Linked DNA regions of Homo sapiens: region 1 is linked to region 2. A link is an interaction called in ENCODE POLR2A ChIA-PET data of the cell type or tissue named here. Cell type or tissue: OCI-LY7. All regions are shown on one strand. Each heading gives the region's core, and the rest is flanking DNA. Links, peaks and the distances in the headings are about the cores only. Region 1 overlaps QTMAN (queuosine-tRNA mannosyltransferase). Region 2 overlaps QTMAN (queuosine-tRNA mannosyltransferase).

Region 1 (12,844 bases), core at 4,648-8,647, 170 kb after region 2:
ATTGCCACAGAATTAGGTGTTGGAAAAAGCTTTGTTTCCCCACCTATATTTCTGATTTTTGTTCCTTTCCCCCTTCCCACGCCTTACCTTATCTTAACCCTCAGGACAACCTCTCTAGAAAGCTCAACTTTTCCTTCAGTACCCACCTGAAAGATGGAAGAAATGGGAAGAAATGCACTCACAGATACTCCCCTCTGCAGATTTTACAAAAGCCTGACTTGATAGAGAAGGAGACTAAATGAATATTAAACATAATTGGCAATAGTAAGCAGTTAAAGGTTTTTCAATAGAGGTATTTTTTCTTTTAAAGCAAAATATTTAGTAATTTCAGTAACTTGAGGCTGCAAAATTTGCTAACAACAGGCAATCCCCTGATAAATATGAGGTTGTAAAATTAGAGTAAATTTGTTTATATGTGGGACAAAAATATTTTCAGTTGTAACAGAAAATTATTTTTGAAAAAGAGGTGATACTGCTTAGTGTTTGATCCAACATGACAATTTTCCTTCAAGATTCTTATGAAAGTTTCTCTGCCAGAATTTCACACATATATATTCAGAGATAAATGTTTTTAAAAGGAAGAGCTTCCTTTAACAGAATCACAGCATCACTTTACTCAAATTAAGTACTGGTGACTTGCAAAAAGTAGTTTTTAGTCTATGTTCACCCACAAATCTGAAATCAGTATGCATTTTTATATATTTTTCTCCAAATAGATTTCTTTAATTCAGTGAGCAACATTTTAATCTGTGTGAGGCTTTGATTGTTCTATTTTGAAACCTTACGGAGACATAATAACAATGCTGATAAAGTATACATATGGTTTAGTTAACATTGTTATGTTATTACTTTAAAAATGAATATGATGTTATATATTGCTGAAGCTCCAGGTAATAGACAGCCATGGTATATAGCTAATCTGAGAGATTGCTCAGGTTCTCAGAGGACAGAATTAATGGATCTTCTTTGGAGTTATGCCTCCTAAAATACACTTTTAAACTGTGCTTAAACGCATTCATGGAAATACCCCTTTCTTAAAATGTTAAGGATGTCATTCTTTCCAGAAATGTGTATTTAATTGTACACTCTAAAAATATAGAGACATTTTGCTTGTGTTTTTTCAGTAGAGGAGATTGTTTGGTAATTAGAGATTATTGTTAAAGAGGCAAATTATTTTGAAAATATACATTTATTGAGAGGAGATCTGGGAATGTAAACTAGACAGAGAGGTTACATCTAAAATTGTGTATTACCAATACAGCAGCAGTTTAGTAAATTGGTATATAAACAAGCATCTGTTGCAGGAATGTAAGAATGACATCATAAAGGATGTATGGAAAATTTTAATTGAGAAAGAGTGATGCACAATTGAAGCATGACTTTAAGTCTAAATTGATTTTGCCAACAGAGTAAAAGTGGAATTCTTTTAAAACATTCCAATAATGTAAAGTATTTAAAATGTAATGTCCTGTTAATGTACCTAAAAATTAGACTCTAGGTCATCCAATAAGAGTACTGCTTACAGTAATACAGTCTATGTAATATGCAATTATCTTGACCATAGTTTTATTTTTCAACAATTTTGTCATAAAACAGCAGTAAGATACAATGAACTTGATTCATTTTTTTGTGTGAATCATTTAATAGGCCATTACATCTACTATATTAGACTCCATTCTCCTTTCAGAGCTTTTCATTATAAGGCTGTCTTTAATGGAAAGAAGTTTAACCTTTCCTCCCAGATAGAGTGAACCCCATAACAGTGTAAACATTCTCATTATAAAATAAAATCCCCTTCCCCAAGGGCAGTGCTATAATTATGTTGCAGAGCATTGTAGGAATGTTTTTCTTCAGAAATGCTGTCTCATTCTTGCTCTCAAGTTTTTATCATTTTCAAACAATCTATAATATTTTTAAATTATAGTTTAATAAAATGCATATGATCTAGTTTAACATATTTTGAAGTTATTTTAATCAACTTTGCAAAGAAATCATCAGTAAAATTGCTGTTGATTTATAAATAGGATAATTAGAGGCTTTCCTCCTAAGTACTGTTCACTGGCATTGTGGCTGTTTTTATTGCCTAGTCAAACCTCTTCATTCAATTTTAAAATTGCCTTTTGAATGAACTGCACTATGTGCTTGCCAAATAATGTCACCGTTAATACTTTGCCTCCTCTATTTCATTGTCCAGTCTGCAAATGCACAATAAATTGTTTGATAAGGGGGTCAATGAGGTTTGCTAGTTTTTTAAGTGAATTATAACCAAACAGTTCAGATTATGTCACACTCTTATTGTTATGGTAGAGCTGTGTTTAAAAGATAGCAGTACAGTACTTTGGTTCACTTTGCACTGTTACATCAAGAATATATCCTGTACAAATCAGGATAGTGTGGTTCTTCAACAAATCGCCAATCTTTATATCGAGAAAAAAGAAAAATGCCACTTTGAGATGTATAGACTTCACCCCTTGGGAAGGGGGTTGCTGAAATTGACAGGTTCTTGGTTTGCAGAGACAGCCTGGTTTCTATGTAAATGTGTTAGAACAAAGATTTAATAGGATTATTTCAAGATAATATTTTTATGAAGATGCCAAAGGAAGTATTCATTGGAAGGCCTAAGGACTATATGTTGTTAGTATGAAAATGCTCAGCTGGTCAATATTATCTGTTCCATAGATAGCAATTATATTTCCCTAGGTGTGTGGACTCATTGGCTATTTACTATGAATTGTAAGAGGTGGTTTTTCTACCCTTTGACTTGCAGATAAAATCATAATGTCTTTTTGGGTTTACTTTCATGAGAAGGAAGTTGAGATTTTCTTAAATGCATATCTTTCTGCTTATGCAGAATTGCTGAGTGTTTTTGAGAAATTTAAAAGGCAAAAGTAAGAAACTTTGTGCTTGTTGCATCTAAAAGCAAGTCTGTTTGTGTGTGTCTCTCCCTTTGTAACAGAAGGAATGTTTCTTATGTTTCTGTCTTCAGACAGTTGGCACACATTTCATCTCAGCAGCTGCTTTCTCTTAAAGTGCAGTAGAGTGTAGGACTATAGTGACACCAGCATTAATACTTCACATTCTGCTATCATATGCTGTCACTGGGAAATATGGATCTAGGTTACATGTGTTTGCAGACTTTGTACTGCTGAATTATGAAAGCTGACTCTGTTGGTGGATTGTGTTGTATTCAGAGACTGTGAACTGAACAATAAATGAATGCAGTAGGCTGTTTAGAGTGCTATAGCATGCTTTCCTTTCAGGGACTAATTGAGCCTGAGCTTTAAAATTTAAAGTGCCAAATTGTGCTGGAAAATACCTTAAAATAAACATTAAATAATTTTTGTCAAATGGCATTTTTATATGCTATCTTTGACTTTAAAAATTTTTTAGATCCTCATTTTTTCTACTGTTGCATAAATCCTTGCACTTCAGATACGTAAAACAATAAGCATATTGCAGACGATCAAAGAAAACTTTTTTCCCATTCAGATAAAAATTTGCAAAGAAAATCATTGTTAAAATTGCTTACTATGGTTGTAAAAATTAAAATAATGTTTCAGACTTTGTGTCTTTTTATAAACAGTTTAAAATACAACAGCCAGGACAGAGCTAGTAAGATAACAATCATTCTTTTGCCTTTGTGTCTGAGCTATGCCTACACACACAACACACAGGCACATACATATATATTTGTGTAGATAGACACAACCATACATATATATTAATTTTTTAGTTAATACAATTTCTGAAAAAGCAATTGCTGATTTATAAACAGAATGAGGATAGCACATAGGATAATATAATATCAAAATAATAGAGCATGAAATGTGCACATGGGAGAAATGTTTAGGTAAAAACAGATTTATAGATCAGTATCTGGAGGTATAGATAATGGATGCTAAGTGGCTAGTAGCCTGTTATAAAGGATGGATGGTGAGTATTTTCATGTCTTTTGCATTTTACCACAGATGAAATTTATGTGGCTTATTTGTAAGTTTGATTTGGGTCTATCTAACTTTTGGAGTTTAATTGAAATTTTATTGTAAACTTTGCTTTGCAATGTGCAGAATGGGTACTGGGACAGAGACTTTTTCTGACCTATATTTTTTCAGTTGAAAACTGCCTTGGGAGTCATTGTGTATCACAAAAGCCACCCACTTATTTCCATCTTGCCCTACATGGCACTGGTTTGAAGTAGTGAAATACATTTAGTGAGGTAACATAAAGGTCTCAAGTTGTGAAAGTGCAAATTTGTAAATATATAGGATTCTTAATCTCTCTTTTTTTTTTTTTTGGCTTTTTGAATTCTAAGATTCTTAGTTTTTTAATCTATTGTTTATATTACCTGGTTTTTATTTTATTTTATTTTTGTAGTTTATTATTTTTTTTTAATAGACCGAGTCTCACCTTGCTGCCCAGGTTGGTCTTGAACTCCTCGGCCCAAGTGATCCTCCTGCCTCAGCATCTCAAAGTGCTGGGATTAGTGGCCTGAGCCACTGTGCCCGGCCTGTGGTTTTGCTATGTGAGAAAGAAAAAACTTCCTACCTTGATAGCACAGTATAAAACAGTGGTTGTGACAGTGCTGCTAACTTGTATAAAGTTTAGGATTATGATTGGTTTTAAATTTTATAATTCCTGTTTTTCTCTTTTTCTAAGAATTGGTGTCAAAAAAGATACACTTTTTTCCCCAAAGTAATGTGAAAAATTTGCATTGTCCCGTGTTGTTTTCACCTATTAAGTGAGCAGACTGTTTGCCTTTACCCAGAGGGGTTCTGAACACTCTCGAGTCTGCAGAAATCATGTTGGTAGCCTGGAATGATATTAATAATTTTCTGTCTGTCCTGTGGCATCAATTTATCATTCCATATGTCCTTAATGTGACCAGGTATGTGGCATTTGCTTGCTCTTTTTCCTTGTGGAAGTTTATTTCTAAGTGACCCATTTAAAAATCCCTTCAGTTTGGGACTGTGCACCTCAGGTGAACACCACTTGCCTATCTCAAGAAGGCACAGCCTAGGAGTTTGTTTTCCAGTGCAGTGATTTGTGTAGTGCCCTGATGTGGTGTTCATAAGGCATTCTTTCTTTTCTTTTTTCTTTTGAGGTGGAGTCTCACTCTGTTGCCCAGCCTGGAGTGCAGTGGCGCAATCTTGGCTCACTGCAACCTCCACCTCCCAGGTTCAAGCGATTCTCCTGCCTCAGCCTCCCAAGTAGCTGGGACTACAGGCACGCGCCACCACGCCCAGCTAATTTTTGTATTTTTAGTAGAGACGGGGTTTCACCATGTTGGCCAGGATGGTCTTGATCTCCTGACCTCGTGATCCACCCGCCTCATCCTCCCAAAGTGCTGGGATTACAGGCGTGAGCCACTGCACCCGGCATACATAAGACATTCAATTGAACAGTGCATTATTTGACAGAGCAGTTGCCTATCATTTATGTTCAAGAAGTGCACACAATATATTCAGGACTGACACAACTGTCCAGTAGCACTTCATTTCTGGTTCTGTCTCAAATCACTGCTACCTATGGACATTTGGCTATGTTTGTTGAAAAGATGAGCTCTTGCCGAAAACAGTACTGTCTGAGGTTGGAAATCTAAAATGCTGCTGTTAGCTGATTGCAAAAACATAAAACACATCAACAGTTTTGGCAGTAGAATTAAATGTGTGAATGAATTGAATAAAAGGTGAAAACAGCACTTCTCTCTTAGCCATGGTTCTATGCAATTGGGGCCATTAAACACAGTTTATAGAGTCCTATCACTACTTCTTTGTAAGGGCTACAGTGACCTCAAGTTCCCTTTGTGTTTCTCTTTCTTTTCCACAAACATCTATATTAAAAAAGGAATCCATTAAATAAAACTTCTGAAAGTGCCTTATAAGATCAAAACACATCCAAGGAGCCAATACTTGAGACCTTGAAAAGAAATTAAACATTAAATTTGGGTTATTCCCATGCTTAATTAAAGTAGAATGAGTTGGATATAGAAGTATATCTTGTCATGTAATCAGAAAAAGTGACGCTTTTAACATGTGAGTGCGTGTTACGACCCAGATTAGCTATGTAGCATTCTCTTAAAAATTCACCCTTTCTTATTCTCGATTTCTCCTAATATGTACACATGTTCTGACTTCCCATACATCCAGCATCTTTGGTGACTTCATTTCCCGTAAACTTTATTACCTTTCACAAGTTTCATGTAGAATTTTTTCTGCTTAGATGAGTAAGGTAGAATCAGTGAGAAAGCTCTAGATTGTAACTATCAATTATAATACTAATTACAAAACTTATTCCGTATTGCTTACCTCCTCAAAAGTTAATTGCGCTTTCCAACCTCAAATGTTGGCAAAACTTGAGCTTTTCACTCTTTGCAACATAGCATATGTCAAAAATAGCTGTACTTCAAGGAGGAAACTAAGGCAGAAGTGATTGGATAATTTAGTTGTGTCACAGAGAGTTAAACGTCTTTTTTATTGAGGTAATGATCATCATTTATGATGGCTGGTTCTGTGCTCATCTGTAGCCTCTGACACATTTTTGGAGAACATTACTAATACTCTGGATATAATCTAAAGTGTTTGCTATAGTGAAAAGATCTCCAGCCTGGTGGTTGGAGTTGCAGCAGTGTTACTAACTGTCTGCGTGTGGTCAAGCCCCTCATTTAACCTTTTACGGCCTTAGTGTCTGAATCTGTAAAATGAAATCATTGAGCTGGATTATATCTCAAGTTCCTCTAAGTTTCAAAATTCTGTCATTTTATATTTCTAATTAGAAGCTTGGCTTTATCACAGTTACGCAAGATTAGAAAATATATGAAGTCCAAAAGTTATTGTTTATCTTTAATCATCCCAAGTAGTAAAGCTCAAATATTTTTCAGTTTTAGAAAAATGATTTTTAAATGAGCTTGGAAAGTGCTCTGTGTTCTTTAGTTTGCATAGCTAGAACAGAAGAGAGAGGAAAGTAGATTTAATAAAATCAGTCACAGGTTAATATGATTTTTAACTTTTGCTTTTCAAAAAATCTTCATGTAAATTACATATTTCAGTGTGTTATTATGTAACATTAGTTTTGTAATTAGTTATCTGTAGCCAAAATTAAAAATAGGTGTGACCCCTCCTTCTCAACCCTGCTCCTAAATTCTTAAAATCAATCATGTCAGTATTTTAACTCATGCAATTTTATAATTGTTTATATTTACATTGAAATAAGAGATTCATATCCCCTTTTGGCTCATAATTCATCATTGTGTGGTTGGTTGTTCAACAAATCAAATAGGAGCATGTTCTCTTTATTGCTATTTGGTATACTCAAGAGTGAGTCCTGGACTAGGTGGCAGGGACCTGGTTACTTCCCAGCTCTGCTATTAACTACCCATGTGACTGGATAAAGTATTTAATCAGTAATGGAGCTTCAGCCTCCTCATTTGTAGAATGGGATGATATACCCTCTTCCTGCATAGGGCACAATGCCTTGCGGAGTCCATGAGTTTAATAAATGTACGTTTCACTCAACACAACTGAGTTGTGGAATTTTTGTCCTAAGTTCTCCCCATCAAGGTTGGGAGTTGGGGGATATGATTCGAAGGAAATAATTGTTTGGCAGTCTTTTTTGTATGTTAACTTTAATTTCTCCCTCCAAATAAGATGGTAGCTTTTGAACCGTTATTTAGCTAAGCAAACATTTTTTCAAACGTTATGTTATCAGAAGTAGAGCTGATTTTGTTGGAGCAGGAGGGGAGACCCTACCAGGTTGCTTTCTCCTGCCCACTCATGTCTTTCTGTAAACCCAGAAAGGGCTATGCAGAACTTCTTGGGCTCTGTAAACAAACTTTTTGAAAACGATCGTGGATCCATAATTGCACAAAATTATTTGTTCAAAAGGACATAATGAATATTTAGAATGACTCCCTTGAAGTTGATCCAAAACTTCTTGTCATGATATGACTTGGGCTGGAATATAATTCCATTGCATCACCTTTCTTTCACAGGAGAGTAAAACAGATTGCTTGCCAAATCTATGTTAATCAGCATTTTTGTTATAATTGCCAGGATATTCAGTTTACAGAAATAAATAAATATATATGATATATATATAAATATATAAAATATATATATGTTTAATCCTTAAAGGTCTTAGTTCACATTTTTATAGTGAGTGAGAAGTATGTTGGGTGACAATATATAGCTGTCCATTTTGATTGGCTATGTTGTTATCAAGTTGCAATTTCCAATTAGCTTAAAAAGATCAGATAATTTATGCATACAGTGCTGTTTGACGTGAATAAAGGTTATCCCTCTCACAGACCTCACCCAGGGAAATCAGTTTTAATGGCTACTCATTTGAGTCTAAGCAAAGGTAGAGAAATATGGCCACAGAGCAAAACTTGTAACATAAAATCCCCCTGTGTCTGCTTCAAGATGTCCCAACTAAGTTTTAAGCTCCTTAGGAGTCAAGATCTTTGCAGGAATAATAAAGTGTAAGTGTAGTCTATGCTCACTAAATTTAAGTCTTGTCTTTAACTCTTTTAAACTCTACGAAAGTATTTTCTAGAATGAAAAGCCTGTTATTAAGCCAGACAAAGACCCTAAGCCTGTCATGTACATGCTGAGCACTCTCAAGTTAAAGGAACCTTGTGAAGGCGTTTGGCCTGGCTCTCTGTTGTCTGATTCTGTGTTGTGGATTTCTGTCAAGGTTTTGAGGACAGGCCCCTTTCTCAAGGAGTGGTGCAATTCCTGCTTAGCTTCTAAACAGACTTGCTTCTTGCTGCCCTGCCTGACTTAGAACTGTGTTCTGCCTTGCAGTTGACATCAACTGGTTGAATGACCTTGGACAAGTCAAGTTACTAAAACTCTCTGAGTCTTAGTAAATGAGAAGACGGACTAAGTGCTCGAATCTAGTTTTAAAATTCTGTGAGTCTTCAAGATAGCCTATGTAACTGAAAATATGTATCCTATCTTTTGAATTGTGCTGGTAAGAAAGTAAGATTGTCTTTACACAGACACATACACTCTGACACTCCTTTACACTGGGATTTGCTACAGTGAAACCAAAAAAATTAGAGATATAAGTTATAGGGAAAATGTGAAATACACCTCTTTTCTGCTTTTTTTCTGGGCATCGGATTCCTATTTTTCCTCCACATAAAACTGACTGAGCATAAGCAAAGTAAATACTAAGTCTCATTCTTGATCATTCACAGCTTGAACTTGGATTGAAGTTGCTTGCTCTCTGATCCAGAGTTTTTGGATGCATGGCTTTTCGTGTGAGCAAAGAAATAAACATACTAAAAAGGTTGTAGAAAATTGTAGATTTAGTAGAATCTCTGAGATGATTTACTCTGGGGCTAGGTTTAGAATGGCAAACAGATGCAAAGCTTTTTCTGGCCTTAATTTTTGAGTTGGCTTTATTCTTGTCTACAAGAGGCCTAGATTCTTGCTGTTCTCCTCACCCCTCCCTTTTTTGTGCACTTCTAAGATTTAAGAGTGTGATATGTCTGAAAAAGATTTGTTTGATTAGAAGAAAGTATGCCCAGAGAATATTGCCATATTATCTTGTATGATTCATTTTATTAACTTGCCACCATCCAAGGCAGGAGGACAGAGTATAGAATTTGACATAGGCAACATTCAGCCTCCCAGAAATTTAGAGAAGATGTTGGGCCTTTCATCTCCGCTAGATGGCCATTGAGATGAAGGCTTTTCCTGGGAGGAGGTCCAAAATCATCTCAGATGTGTAGGTTTTGGAGATGATTCAAAAGGGCTGCTTCGTGGAACGTGAGACATTCCCAAGGTCAAATCAGTTTATTTAGGCATGATTATCAGTAAACTACATGAAAAGAAAAGCGAGTATCCATTTCTGTTAACTTTAGCCTTTTCTGAAACCATGTGCCCAATCTAAAAAAGGGTAGTGGTTGTGAAATATAAAATTCCATGTGTTTTTGCATAATCGGGATTAATTTTAAATAATTCATCACATAATTTACACAATAAAAAAACCAAGTTTTCTTTTAAAAATTAGCGTATTGTTGAGATAAACATCCCCAACCCCTATCCCCCTCGAAACTCTATTTTGTTCCTAAGACTGATATTCCTTCAAAGGGCAAAATGTTCCCATGTTATTTATTCCAATGGAGTAAGAAAAAAAAAAAAAACAGTGGCAGTATGTTTATTTTAGTAAGGTTTTTTAAAGCATTTTATGTCCTTTTAACAATGTTTTATTTGTTTTATTGTAGATTTTTGATCCTCTGTCCCATACCTGCTATTAAATGAAACTATATAGCTTTAAGCTAAGCACTTTCACAAAGCCCTGTAAATAACAACCCTCTTTTCTCATTTAAAGCCAGCAGGACATCCCATCATGACTACCTCTTAATTAGATGATATTTTGATCTGTGTTCCTATTCATTAATGCTTTGTTTTCTAGTGTCATGTCATGGTACGGTTTACTCACTAATACAGTTTTGTGACATATTCCTACAAGAGCTGGACCAGAGGAGTCCCGGTTTGGCTCAGGGTTTCTGATATATTGCTTGACATAATTTCCAGATTGATATATGGGTTAAATTACATAATACTGGAAACGTATAATTTTAAGAAATAATCTTTAACAAAAGTCATGTTATATAGTAGAAAAAGATTGACTTTAATACATTGATTATCTAACTTCCAAAACATTTTTACTCCATTTGCTCTCCCTGAGATGGTCTATTGTGTTAACACAGCTCACTGTGCTGCTGGTTCTGCAGTTTTGTGCTTGGTATTTTTTTGCTAATATTTAATGCAGTGCATTTTATGTTCTTCCTTTTATTTCATTTTATGTTGTATTGTGTTATGTATTTCACTGCTGGATCTAAATTGGGGAAGGGAATCCTGCTTTGTCCTTGTACTATAATGAAGATAGAGTTTGTTAATATAAATGTAAACTGCTGTCTTAGGTGCATCATCACATGAAGACTGTTTCATAATTGAATATGTTGGTACTAGATACATTTAGAAAATTAGAGTCCCTAAACACCTACTCACAGAGAGAGATGAACTTAATGGTTTGTTGTATACAGTTTCATTTAAAAATATTTTAGAAGAATGACTTATTTGTAAGAATATGTAGAGTGCAAAGTAATGATGGTAACAGTGGAACAGTTAAAGGAAAAATATATGTAGCAATTACATTCAACATTTATTAGGATCTTTGTTCTTAGAAAGTTAGATATTTTTGAGAATTTCAAAATATGGGTGGTAAAATTAGATTAGATTGAGAGGGAGAAATAAGTTTCCAGAAGCACGTTAAGGACACATTACCTACTTTAGTAAACATAACTATAAAGTGTATTGCTTTTTATTAAATTATCTGCCTTCACAGAGCAATAATATTTTTTAATGTATAGCGTTAAAAATGATGGGATGACAGCAATTTCAAATCCATTTTCCTCATTTTTCTAAGTGAAATGGGGAAATATATATGAATATATCTTCAATTAAGAATGGAAAAGATTATTTTAAATAATGCAGCTGCAAAAAATAAGTGTCCAATGAGAAATGTGTGCAAAATGCTAATGATTAATGCTGTGTTGCTGAAGTTCTTATTTGTCAATATCTAAATGTTTAACGTTGGAAAGAATATTTCAAAAGCATGAAATATTTGGAGCATAAAGGTACTGTACCCAAATATCTTCTTATAATCATTTCAAAATTTATTTGAGCAGCTCTGGCTTCTTCAGGCTTGAAAAAAGGAAATCAGTCACATTTGCACAAAAACAGTATGATCAAACCTGTTATTCTTAATGTTTTTCTGACATAAATGTGTTATGTGATCACTCATGGATATTTCATCAAGAACAAAGCTTTGAGATTATTTTTTTCCCTAGGATATGACATAATGTGACTGGGATTTTTAGGTCACACTATTTCTTTTTCAAAAAATGACCCTGTTTCTTCATCTCTGCAAGATATACATTTCAGAAATGTATTTATTTCAGAAAATAGAGATGTGTTTGAGAATGGAGAAGTCATTGGTTAGAAGGAAGTTGTAGGTGTTTTTTTTTTTTTTTTGTAAAAGATTCCCATAAGACTGACCACAAATTTAAGAAACCAAATCCTGTCGAAGGTAAGCATATGCCCTTTTTAAAACAGTGTTCCCGCAGCCAGTTTTTCTTCAGAAAAATTTTGTCATCAGTACCATCTATGCAATAACAGGAGAAAAGAAAGAGGAAAGAATTGGATGTCAGGATGTGTTGAGCATTTCTATACTTAAACTGTGGTGGTCACTTGGATTTTAGCCGTACTTTCCATATTTAAAACTTGTGAAAAAGAGGGGTTAAAAAGGCTGAATATCTTTGTACCCTAATGAGAGAACGGTTGCAGTAACAGTATCAAAGATAAACCGCTATATTAGGAATACTAAATGATAAAGGGCGATAATATGCCATTCTTGAGACTTCTTGGCTCTTACCTAACACATCAGAAAGTGATTGTTGAATTTTAAATAGCCATACAAATGGATGACATAGAAATTTAACTTTGCTTTGACCTTATTCTAATTCACAAGATGACTGCAAAATGACTTTGTTGCATCTGAATGTATGCTGGATGCTAAATCACTCCAGAGTATAAAATCTTTGTTTTGGCATAATGTTGATGCATAAACATTTGTACCCCATACTAACCCTATAAACATCACAATCCATCAGTACAATTACAAAAAAGATTGTTTGTTTTCACACTTAAAGCAGACATGAAATAGAGTGTCCTTAACTTAATCACCACCTTGATTTACCACATTTGCATATATTTGCATATTAATTGGACTACAGATTAAAATTGGTTTTGTAATTTTAATTAAGTGTCCA
Region 2 (12,844 bases), core at 5,093-9,092:
ATGAGCAGGAGAACCATTGCATTACATTTAGTATTAAACTGCACACACCAGAACCTGGACTTTATTTTAGAAATAACTTATCATATGTAATTAATTTAAAAATAATTAATAGACTTTATTTTTTAAGAACTGTTTTAGGTCCAGAGCAAAACTGAATAGGAAATATAGAGGATAGTCCCCTTCAGCCTTCCCCCAACCATCAACCTCCCCCACCCCAGTGGTGTGTGTTTGTTACAATAGACGAACCAATATTTATACATCATTATCAACCAAAGGCCTAAAATTCAGTTTTGCTCTTTGTGTTACACCTTCTATGCATTTTGACAAACAGTATAATGACATGTATTCACCCTTGTGGTATCATACAACATAGTTTTAATGCCCTAAAAATCCTCTGTGGTTTACCTGTTCATCCCTTCTTCTCTCCCTCCTTCAGAATCCCTGGTAACAACTGATCCTGTCTGTATACTTTTATCTTTTCCAGAATGTTTTGTAGTTGCAATCTTACAACTTTTGCAACCTTGTCAGATTAACTTCTTTCACTTAGCAATATATGTTTCTTGTATTAGTTCACTCTCATGCTGCTATGAAGAAATACCCGAGACTGGGTAATTTATAAAGGAAAGAGGTTTAATTGACTCACAGTTCCATATGGCTGGAGAGGCGTCAGGAAAACAACCATGGCGGAAACCAAAGCAAACTTGTCCTTCACATCACGGCCAAAGAGAGAAGTGCCAAGCAAAGGGGGAAAAGCTCCTTATAAAACCATCAGATCTTTTGAGAACTCACTCACTATCATAAGAACAGCATGGGGGTAACTGCCCTCATGATTCAATTACCTCCCACCAGGCCCCTCCCATGGCACATAGGGATAATGAGAACTACAATTCAAGATGAGATTTGGGTGGGGATACAGCCAAATCATATCATTTTGCCCCTGGCCCCTCCCAAATCTTCTATCCTCACATTTCAAAACACAATCATGCCTTTCCAACAGTCCACCAAAGTCTTAGCTCATTCCATCATTAACTCAGAAGTCCAAGTCCAAAGTCTCATCTGAGACAAAGCAAGTCCTGTCTGCCTATGAGCCCATGAAATTAAAAGCAAGTTAGTTACTTCCTAGTTACAGTGGGGTTACAGGCATTGGGTAAATACACCCATTCCAAATGGGTGAAACTGGCCAAAACAAAGGGGCTACAGGCCCCATGCAAGTCTGAAATGCAATAGAGCAGTCATTAAACCTTAAAGTTGCAAAATGATTCTCTTTGACTCCATGTCTCACATCCAGGTCACACTGATGCAAGAGCTGGGCTTCTGTGGCCTTGGGCAGCTCTGCCCCTGTGGCTTTGCAGGGTACAGCTTCCCTCCCGACTGCTTCCATGGGCTCGTGTTTAGTGTCTGTGGCTTTTCTAGGTACACAGTGCAAGCTGTTGCTAGATCTCCCATTTTGGGGTGGGGTCTGGAGGATGGTGGTGCTCTTCTTACAGCTCCACTAGGCAGTGCCCCAGTGGGGACTTTGTGTGGGCCTCCAATTCCATATTTCTCTTCCCCACTGCCAAAGCAGAAGTTCTCCATGAGTGCTCCACCCCTGCAGCAATCTTCTGCCTGGACATCCAGGTGTTTCCATGCATCTTCTGAAATATAGGTGGAGGTTCCCAAACCTTAATTCCTTTTTGTATTTTATTTATTTATTTATTTAGAGACAGAGTCTCACCCTGTCACCCAGGCTGGAGTGCAATGGCATGATCTCAGCTCACTGCAACCTCTGCCTCCTGGATTCAAACGATTCTCCTGCCTCAGCCTCCCAAGTAGCTGGGATTACAGGCGCCCACAACCACACCCAACTAATTTTTGTATTTTTAGTAGAGATGGGGTTTCACCACTTTGGCCAGGCTGGTCTTGAACTCCTGACCTCAGGTGATCTGCTCGTCTTGGCCTCCCAAAGTGCTGGGATTACAGGCATGAGCCACTGCACCTGGCCTCAAACGTTAATTCTTGACTTTTGTGCACCCATGGGACCAACATTACGTGGAAGCTACCAAGGCTGGGGCTTGCACCCTGTGAAGCAACAGCCTGAGCTGTGCATTGGCCCCTTTTAGCCATGGCTGGAGCAGCTGGGACACAGGCCGCCAATTCTTGAGGCTGCACACAGCAGGGAGCAGGAGTTTGGACCCAGCCCAGGAAACCATTTTTCCCTCCTAGGCCTCTGGGCCTGTGATGGAAGGGGCTATTGAGAAGGTCTCTAACATGCCCTGGAGACATTTTCCCCTGTCTTGGTTATTAGCATTTGGCTCCTTGTTACTTACGAAAATTTCTGCAGCTGGTTTGAATTTTTCCCTAGAAAATGTTTTTTTTTTTTTCTACTTCATTGTTAGGCTGCAAATTTTCCAAACTTTTATGCTCTGTCACCTCTTGAATGCTTTGGTGCTTAGAAATTTCTTCTGCCAGATACCCAGATCATCTCACTCAAGTTCTAAGTCTCACAGATGTCTAGGGCAGGGACAAAATGCTACCAGTCTCTTGGCATGGCAAGAGTGAACTTTACTCTATTTCCCAACAAGTTCCTCATCTCCATCTGAGACCACCTCAACCTGGACTTCATTGTCTGTATCGCTATCAGCATTTTGGCCAAAGACATTCAACAAGTCTCTAGGAAGTTCCAAACTTTCCCACATTTTCCTGTCTTCTTCTGAGCCCTCCAAACTGTTCCAACCTCTGCTTGTTACCCAATTCCAAAGTCGTTTCCACATTTTCTGCTGTCTTTATAGCAGCACCCCACTATCCTGGTACTAATTTACTGCATTAGTTTGCTTTCATGCTGCTATGAAGAAATACCCAAGACTGGGTAATTTATAAAGGAAAGAGATTTAATTGACTCACTGTTCTGCATGGCTGGGGAGGCCTCAGGAGAACCATTATGGCGGAAGGCGAAACAAATATGTCCTTCACATGGCAGCAGGAGAGAGAAGTGCCAAGCAAAGGGGGAAAAGCTCCTTATAAAACCATTAGATCTTTTGACAACTCACTATCATGAGAACAGCATGGGGGTGACCACTCCCATGATTCAATTACCTCCCACCAGGCTCCTCCCACAACATGTGGGGATTATGGGAACTATAATTCAAGATGAGATTTAGTTGAGAGCACAGCCAAACCATATCATTTCTCCGTGTCTTTTTGTGGTTTGAGAGCTCATTTCTTTTTAGCACTAAGTAATATTCCATTGTATGGATATACCACAGTTTGTTTATCCATTCACTTTTTGGAGGACATTTTGGCCACTTCCAAGTTTTGGCAGTTCTGAGTAAAACTGATATAAACATTTGCATGCAGGTTTTTGCATGTATGTAAGTTTTCTACTCATTTGGATAAATATCAAGAAGCACAGTTGCTGGATTGCATGGTAAGAGCATGTTAAATTTTGTAGGAACTGCAAAACTGTTATCCAAAGTGGCTATACCATTTTGTAGTTTCAACAAAAAGGAGCAGTGGTGAGCAATGTTCTTTTTGCTCTACATTGTCTTTAGTAATTGGTGTTGTCAGTTGTTATTGTTTTGGATTTTAGCTATTCTGATAAGTATGTAGTGCTATCTCAGTGTTTCATTTTGTGATTTCCTATTAACGTGATATTTGGGCATCTTTTCATATGCTTATTTGTCATTTGTGTATCATCTTTGGTGAAGTGTTTGTTCAGAGCTTTTGCCCCCCCTTACTTTTTATTTTATTTTATTTTATTTTAAAAGACACAGGGTCTTGCTCTTTCACCCAGGCTGGACTGAGTGCAGTGTCATGATTCTAGCTCACTGCAGCCTCAAATTCCTGGGCTCCAGTGATTCTTTTGCCTCTGCTTCCCCAATAACTGGGACTACAGGTGTGTGTCATTGTGCTTGGCTAATCTTTTTTCAAATTTATTCTTTGTAGAGACAGGGTCTTGCTTTGTTGCCCAGGCTTGTCTTAGACTTCTCACTTCAAGCATTCCTCCTGCCTTGGCCTCCCAAAATTCTGGGATTACAAGTCTGAGCCACTGTGGCCTGCTTATATGTCCATTAAATAATTGTATTTTTAATGTTACACATTAAAAAAAAAACATAGAGGCAGGTTCTCACTGTGTTGCCTAGGCTGGTCTCCAACTCCTGCCCTCAAGCAGTCCTTCCACCTCCACCTCCCAAAGTGCTGGGATTACAAGTGTGAGCCAGTGCACCTGGCCTTGCCCATTTTTAATTGCTTGTTTACTTATTATTGAGTTTTAAGAGTTTTAAAAAATATATTTTAGCTAACAGTCCTTTATCAGATATGTATTTTGAAAATATTTTCTCTCAGTCTGTGACTTGTCTTCTTATTCTCTTGAGAGTGTCTTTCACAGAGCAGAAGTTTTTCATTTTAATGAAGTTGAGCTTAACAACTTTTTTTTTGTCATGGATCATGTTTTTGGTGTTATATCTAAAAAGTCACTGCAAAACCCAAGATCATCTAATTTCTTTTATTTCTCTTCTAGTAGGTTTATAGTTTTATGTTTTATGTTTAGGTTTATGATCTATTTTGAGTTAATTTCTGTAAAGTATATTGTAAGGTCTTCATTATGATCTATTTTTTGTTAATTTTTGTAAAGTATATTGTAAGGTCTTCATCTAGATTCATTTTTTTCTACATGTAGATGTCCAGTTGTTCCAACATCATTTATTGGAGACTCTCCTTTCTCCATTGAATTGCCTTTGCTCCTTTGTCAAGTATCAGTTGACTATATTTGTGTGCGTCTATTTCTGAGCTCTCTCTTCTGTTCCATTGATCTATTTGTCTGTTTCACCATACCCACTGTCTTGATTACTGTGTAATTAATTTTTAAAATAATAATTAGTAAACTAAGTGTTAAGATTTGAGAAACAAGTTATCTCAAGCCAATTTCTGTTAAGTATGAGATAATGTGATGTTTTTTAAAAAATACATTATTTGTAATTATTTTAGCAAAATTTGTATGCAGCGGAAACAGTGTCACAATGGAAATAAAGAAAATGGTAATATTTCCACTTTAAAAGAACTACTTTTATACAAAGTGGCTCATTTTGGGTTCAAAATGGCTCATTATAAGTTCATTTTAAACTTATAATGTTTTAACTTATAAAATTTTAACTTTTAAAATTTTACATTTTTAAAACTTAAATGACAGTTTAAAAAGTTTCTTTTAATCTTCTAAAATAATATTGTTTGGAACTTGCTGCTTTTTTTTACTAAGAAAGAAAAGATAACTACTTTTCTGAAGTGTTGCGTGGTGTAAGTCAGTGTCTAATAAGCACATTTGTGAAATGAATTGAGCTAGATATTGGGGAATGCTAATAAATACATGGCACAGGTTTTTTTTTTTTTTTTTTTTTCGGCCTTAAAGAGCAATTCAGGAAAATTAACCAGTAATATAAAGTAATGTGTAGTAAGCATAGTGTGGATGGCAGTGTGTTGATCTCACTAAGAGGTTAGTATGTCTGGTAAGTGTAAAGTAATACTTTCACACAGCTGGTTTTTACTCATGGTATGTTTAACCTTGTGTCAGAAACGTAACAAATTTACATAAAAGTTTTTAGGAAATTATAATGATTATCAGATATAATCAACTGTTATGATATATTTTTATATCAATTTTATCCAGGTCTAAATTACTTAAACTACCCATTTTAAATGGCAGTGTGGGCTAGGCATGGTGGCTCGTGCTTGTAATCTCAGCACTTTGGGAGGCTGAGGTGGGCAGGCACATGAGTTCAGGAGTGCAAGACCAGCCTGGTCAACATGGTAAAACCCTGTCTCTACTAAAAATACAAAAATTAGCTGGGCATGATGGTGCATGCCTGTAAACCCAGCTACTTGGGAGGCTGAGGCAGGAGAATCGCTGGAACCTGGGAGGTGGAGGCTGCGGTGAGCCAAGATACCAATATGGCTCCATTCCACTCCAGCCTGGGCGACAGAGCGAGACTCCATCTCACAAAAACAAAAACAAACAAAAAAAAAAAACACAAAAACCACGGCAGTGTGATAAGTTTTGATAAAAGAATACAGCTTTACAACCACCACCACATTTATGATTTGTTTATTGCTGTCACCCCAGAGAGATCTCTTGTGTCCTCTTGAAATCAGTCTCCCATCTCTGTTCCCAGACAATTGCTGATCTGCTTTCTATATTTTAGATTGGTTTACATTTTCTAGAATTCTTAAGAATGTATTTTGCTTACTGTAGAGGATATATTTTTCGAAAATTGATGGTAAAGTGAATTTTTGTAAAATAAACCTTATGTTTTATTATCTTAAAATTTCTAAGATGCTCATATAAAGTTCAGTTGGTATTATCCCTGACATTTTTGGTTTTGAGTTTTCTGCGTTGTCCACTCTCTGTAATAATTTAAATCTGGATTACATATAACAATATGTAAAACCAACTGATGGCACATTATATTGTAAAGCAAGGTATCCTTTTGCAGTTACCTCCCTCCTTGTTTATTTTTAATGTTGATTAACAATTTGAAGAATAAAAGTGTACAGATCCTATTGTATTCATAGACTTTAATTCAGTCCTTTTTCCATATAATTGTCACTCAGTAGACAGTGTAACCTCAATCTGTAAAAGGCCATTTGCCTTGTCCTTATGCCCTCCTGCTCAGACCTCTGGGGATGGGAAAGTGAGGGTGGATAAATAGCTCTTTACTTCATAACATTCTGTTCTCTGTGACTCCTCTTACACATGCATGGTCTATTCTGAAAGCGTGCTGAAAAGTAGCTGTTGATCTCATGGATAAAACAGCCCCACTAGGATGGGATAGTAGAATCTTTTTATGATTTTTAAAATAAAATGTACTGATTGTTCATACCTTCATACAGAAAAGAGTTAATCCTTTGCATACAAAAATGAGCGTTTTCTGGTTTTGCCCAGAAAAGTTCTGTTTCTAGAATTTGTGCTGCGTCATTTATTAATCATTTTGAAACTAGATCTAAATAAAAACCAAACATTATGAAAGTCATGTTTGCTCCACTAAACATTTAAATTTCGACTTCATTTGGAAATCCTACACTCACATAAAGAGAAATAATCCTAATCCAAATTTATCTATAGTCAAACTGTGGGTAAGTAATGTTCTAAAAACTGAATTCTTAAGTAAATGTCATTTTGGGGTGATAAACATGGATCTGTTAAGAAATCCTGAAGGTCTACATTTGAACACTGCCCCACTGAAGGCTTCAGACAAAGGACAAAATGTTTCAGGAGTCAGTTTGAGAGACAGTATATGTGAGATGAGACTGAAGAACAATCAGAGCGACCAACCTGAGATCTTATATTTTATATGACTATTATCCCTCTCAAAACTAATCAGTCAATACTCTGTTTTTTTTTTTTAAGTTAAAAAAAGACTTTACTCAGATTGTTTTTGGAATTTCCTCATTTTAGGGGATTGTCTTCAGAAGCACAGACATATCCCATTCAGCCTACACTGAATGGTGGGTTAGACACTGTCCTGTCTTCAGCAGGGTAAGTCAGATGCAAGAACAGACATAAACAGTTACCTGCGATACAAAGCAGGTTGTGCAGCTGTGCTGATAGTGGCATGTGTAAACTGCATTGGGAGGGAGGAGTTAATTCTAGCTTGGCCATCATTAGGTGACGCTATTTAAATAGCGCCATGAGTGATGAGTTGCATTACAATTTTAATTTATTTTCTTTGTGTTTCTGAAGCTGCATTTACTTTAGAAAATTCAGCAAACCAGAAAAGCACAGAGAGAAAAAAATTCTAAAATTACCATTCATATTTTCATGTATATTTCATTGTTTTGTTCTTAGCTGTTTTTGACCTGTCATTTTTTTATTTTATAATATGAACATTTCTCCATGTCCACTAAATATTTTTCTACAGCATCATTTAAAATGACTACATAGTCTTTTTAACTATCACAGATAAAATGTAATTTATTTAACTAGTCACCTATTGCTGACCGTTTAGATTGTTTCTGTGTTTTACTATTACGTAAAACACTGTCAGAAACATCTTCATGAACATGACTGTTTCTTTTAAATTAAAACTTATTTTGCCAAAGTAATACATTCACCTAGTTTAACATTTGAATAGTTGTTAAAGGCCTATTAGAAAATACAGTGGTGGCTGGGCTCAGTGGTGCACATCTGTAATCCTGTTACTTTGGGAGGCCAAGGCCGGTGGATCATTTGAGCCTAAGAGTGCGAGACCAGCCTGGGCAGTATGGTGAAACCCCATCTCTACCAAGAAACAAAAACAAAAAACAAAAAATTAGTCAGGTGTGGTGGCGTGTGCCTGTAGTCCCAACTACTTAGGGTGGGGGCTGAGGTGGGAGAATCTCCTGAGCCCGGGAAGTCAAGGCTGCAGTGAACTGAAATTGTGCCACTGCTCTCCAGCCTGGGATATGAAAATGAGACCCTGTCAAAAAAAAGAAAGGAAAATACTGTGGTCCTTTCTCTAGAGGCAGCCTTTTATCTGTTTCCTCTAGTCATTATATATCTCCACATTGCTAAATTACATATATACACATTGCTATCTTTTGAGTTAATTTATTTTAGACATTGTTGACTTTATGTTATGGTCTTTGAAGATTTTTCACTATTACACAGCCATCTCTTTCCCTCACATTCCCAGTATAGTTAGATTCCAATTTTTGGCTTAGTGTTGCATTATTATATTATGTAGCTATTATTCATAGATGAGCATATTGTAATTAATTCTGATGAAAAGTTTGCTTCTGACTTTTCGTATTTCATGAAATTAATAATGCCTTGTTTTTTCATTTGCTTTGCTTTTTGTCCCTCTTAATAATTCTTCCTATACCTTCTATGAACTACTTATAATTTTCCATAAAGGGAATTGCATCAGATAATACATTTCAATTTTTTTCTTGAAGACATTCTTCCAGCACACTTCCATTCTCCTCCCATTACATTCTCTAGACCTGCCTCTTCTGGGATTTTTCCTTGCTCTTAACCTAGGAACTTCCTTTGCCTTTTCTTGGATCTCATAGTGTTTTCCTTCTTGTCTTACTCTTACATTTTTGTTTATGTTTCCTGTAGTATTCCTGAGAAAGGTTTTGTGACAGAAAAAATATCTTTATTCAGTTTTCTCACTTGATTGATAATTTGCTTGAATAATTAAATTCTAAGTTGGAAGTAACTTTCCTATAGGTTTTTGGAAGGAAATGCTTATGTTCCATTGTCTTCCAGCTTGCTCTTGCAAAGTCCAAGCATTTTTGATTCCTTTAACTGTAGAAGAAAACTGAGTAGAAGAATGTCTGGGTATAAGGATGTCATATTTTAAAAACTGTAAAGATGAGGAGGATGAAGAGGAGATTCAAGGCAGAGGGACTCGAAAAGCCAGGTGACAGCAGGTTGTCCACTGTGGTAAGAGAATGAAGGCATCTATGTCCATGTGAGGAGAGTGTGGGATATAGTTGGAACACAGTAAATTGAGACTCTATATTGGAGACCCATATATGGAGCTTTAAATTTGTTTTCTTTTCTTTTCTTTTTTTTTTTTTTTTTTTTTTTGAGACGGAGTCTCGCTCTGTCGCCCAGGCCGGACTGCGGACTGCAGTGGCGCAATCTCGGCTCACGGCAAGCTCCGCTTCCCGGGTTCACGCCATTCTCCTGCCTCAGCCTCCCGAGTAGCTGGGACTACAGGCGCCCGCCACCGCGCCCGGCTAATTTTTTGTATTTTTAGTAGAGACGGGGTTTCACCTTGTTAGCCAGGATGGTCTCGATCTCCTGACCTCATGATCCACCCGCCTCGGCCTCCCAAAGTGCTGGGATTACAGGCGTGAGCCACCGCGCCCGGCCTTTAAATTTGTTTTCTAGGCATTATTTCACCTAGCTATCATCAGCTATGTGAAACTTTCTTTGGCTTATGGCAGGCAAAATGAATTGGCTTCTGATTTATCCTCCCTTAGTATTAATACTTTACATGTGCCCATGTGCATATGTACTCATATATGTACACACACATTTTTATGTATCTATATGCCTGTCTCCCCCATTAGACTACATCTTTGGGGTTGGAGGAAGTGACATAATTAGGTCTGTGTTAAGGGAAGTACAGTAGATCAGTTCTTAACATTCCTGGTGGTTGAGGTGCCATTGAAAACTGCAGAATGGATACCAGGAAGAAAGGATTAAAAGGAGAGAGAACAGAAGGTTATTTCAATGCCTAGGTTTGAAGAAATGAGCATATGATGAACTAATCTACTGGGAGAGGGAGGGATACTACTTCAAATAATTATATTCCGATTATTCCCATGAGTCTAATTATTTTTAATTTTGGAAATGCTATGTTATTTTTATATATTTATTACACTTCTTACTTTAAATTTTTTCCCTTCTTGGTCCATTCCAGAATAGTCTGAAACAATTTTAACTCTTGCTTTATTGATTTTTTAAAAGTTGAATGATGTTTTGTTTACACAGCTGATGATTAATAGTAATGATGATCTGAATGAAATACCATCTTAATTCTATTTGGTTAAAGAAAAACACAAATAGAGAATTGTAGATGAAAATAATTTGTATATATCTTATATTGTCATTTCCTAGCATTTTCTTATTCTGAGCAGATTCGTTGCCTGAAAATGTTAACTTTGATTTTACCAGAGTCTTTCTTAAGTAGATAAAGTTTGAAATAGTATGATACTTTTCATTATTGTTTGAAAACAATGAACTTTTCCACAAATTTTCAACATTACAAACAGAGACTTTTCACCAAGATGAATGATCACTCAGAAAAAGTAAAGAACTAGTTAAAGGTTTTGTTGCATGTTTGTCACTGATGGATTTCTCAAAAGCCAGGCTATGTATTTATACTTAAAAAGATGTACCATATGACATATCACATATTTTGAAAATAACATCCCACTGATGAGTCTTTACTTTCCAAGATGCTTTTAGACAGGCTGATGCTCCACTAATGATAGGAGACTAATGTCTTTTGGAAACTTTCATGATGCTAATTACAATTTATTAAGCACTTACTCATGCCAAGCCCTGTGCCAAATAGTGAAGGGACACTGTCTCATTTAATAATAACCCTATTGGGGTGGGTGTTGTTTATTATTAGATGAGAAAATTGAAGCATAAAGAGGTTACATTTCTTGTCTGAGATCATGCATGTAGCAGGCAGCAAAGCAGGGAATGTTTATCTTTGCTTTGTGTATCTCTTCATTCTTAAGCTTGCTTCTTTCCACGTTATAGGAAAGATCTTAAGGAATATTAATCCTGTAGTGGCATCACATATGAACGGTATTTCTCACCTGTCCTATCATCAGATGACCATCTAATTTACTAATTTCTTATAGTGAGTAATTTCTCAGATTTTTTTTTGATCCTTATAAAACTGAACACCGTGCATTGTCTACTGTGCTTTCACAAATGAAAATGATGGTCCACTATAAGATTATTATTTGCGTTTAAAAAAAATTCTTGTTTAATGAGAATAGCCGAATTTTCTTTGAAAAACTTTCTGTACTTACTAAGACAATATTAGTATCCTAGTTTAATGTGTGTGACTGATATAGTTTTATGTTACTTACTTTTTATATTATTCTTTCACAAAAAATACAAAGCCTCCCCCAACTGTTGTTTCTCCTTAGTGCTAACTTTAAGAAGTCACACATGTTTCTTCCTGAACACCCAACAGTTTGGTATTCTGTCAGATGTTTTGCAGGGCTTTAGCAAGTTGTTACAGTGAATGTCTCCAAGAAGCAATACATTAGGCAGAGCACTGCAGAGACACCTGTAGAGATCAGCACACCTGCCCTCAAGCAAAAGACAGTAATTAGTTGCTCATCTTCCCTTGCAAACTTCCCCAATGTTGTTGTACATGAAACACGTAGATCACAGCAGTGCTGTCATGAGCTCCGCACTGTTGGAGTTGTTTATGCCCATTCAATTTTTAATGTTTCTATAAGACATTTTGATGGGAACCCTGAGCCCAAAGGGATTTGCATGCTTGATCAAACTTGTGATGATTTGAATATAGAAATAAAGAGAAACCTTTGAATTACTTTGACTGTTAACTTTTAGGACCGCCTTAGTGGAAAACATTCACATGATACTTGAGGCAAAGATGTGTTTGATCACCCTTTACAACTTTTTTGTTTCTTGACAGCAGGTATAGCGCCAGTAAATCTAAACAAGTTCTTTAATGCTTATAGATCCAAGTGCATGTGAATATCTGTATAGCATGGTCTGAATATTTTAAAAGATGATTTTGTACCAATCACTTTTATTGAAATTAAACCAGTCAAGTACCAATCTTTTAGTCCTGCCACATTGTCATATATAGTTTATATTATTAAAGAATGAGATGATAGGCGATTGAACTTTAGTAAAATACAGTAGTATATATGAGTTGGATATATTGGGGCCAGATAAATTATCACTTAAAGTACTTGGATGCCTTTTGATATCATTGTTTTAATTTTAACACTATATATGGTCTAGATACCATAAGGGATAAAAGCTAGTATTTTACCAAGTGACCTTTCAAGTCGTTTCTAACAGCTGGGATTCAGTTCTTTGATTATATTTGTGTAGGTTATTAATAAACAGCTTCAATAGAGTTTCATTACTGTTTCTTAAATTATATTGTTTGCAAAATGCTATCATTCCTAATATCATAGCAAATTCCATTCACATTTATTCTGAGAAAAAATAACCCTAGTAGTGCCTTGTTATTCAAGCATAGTCTGATGGCCATACATACATGCATCTTAAATTGGTTCTTGGAGATAAATGGGCATTATGGAGTTGTCAGATTACAGTAAAACTAAAGAAGAAGATGTTATACAGCATTGGACTGTC

The links. ChIA-PET counts read pairs that join two places held together with the same protein. Peaks named below come from ENCODE experiments on the same cell type or tissue, not always from the same donor. Only the 100,000 strongest peaks of a DNase experiment are listed, where the experiment ranks them.
Region 1: POLR2A ChIA-PET joins it to region 2 with 5 read pairs; 2 of 35 experiments call an interaction of 5 or more read pairs at or near these places.

What each region holds. Positions count from the first base shown.
Region 1 is chr2:144,068,501-144,081,344 of GRCh38, reverse strand. All of the region lies in intron 6 of QTMAN (queuosine-tRNA mannosyltransferase), which reads left to right. Among named protein-coding and RNA genes, the nearest start is that of QTMAN-AS1, 140 kb to the right of the region's middle. In OCI-LY7, for the core only: no CTCF peak of the experiment used is centred there; no DNase peak of the experiment used is centred there.
Region 2 is chr2:144,243,277-144,256,120 of GRCh38, reverse strand. All of the region lies in intron 1 of QTMAN (queuosine-tRNA mannosyltransferase), which reads left to right. Among named protein-coding and RNA genes, the nearest start is that of QTMAN, 83 kb to the left of the region's middle. RefSeq lists a silencer at 1,473-1,673. In OCI-LY7, for the core only: a CTCF peak has its summit at 7,705; a DNase peak (open chromatin) is centred at 7,580; H3K27ac peaks cover 578 bases.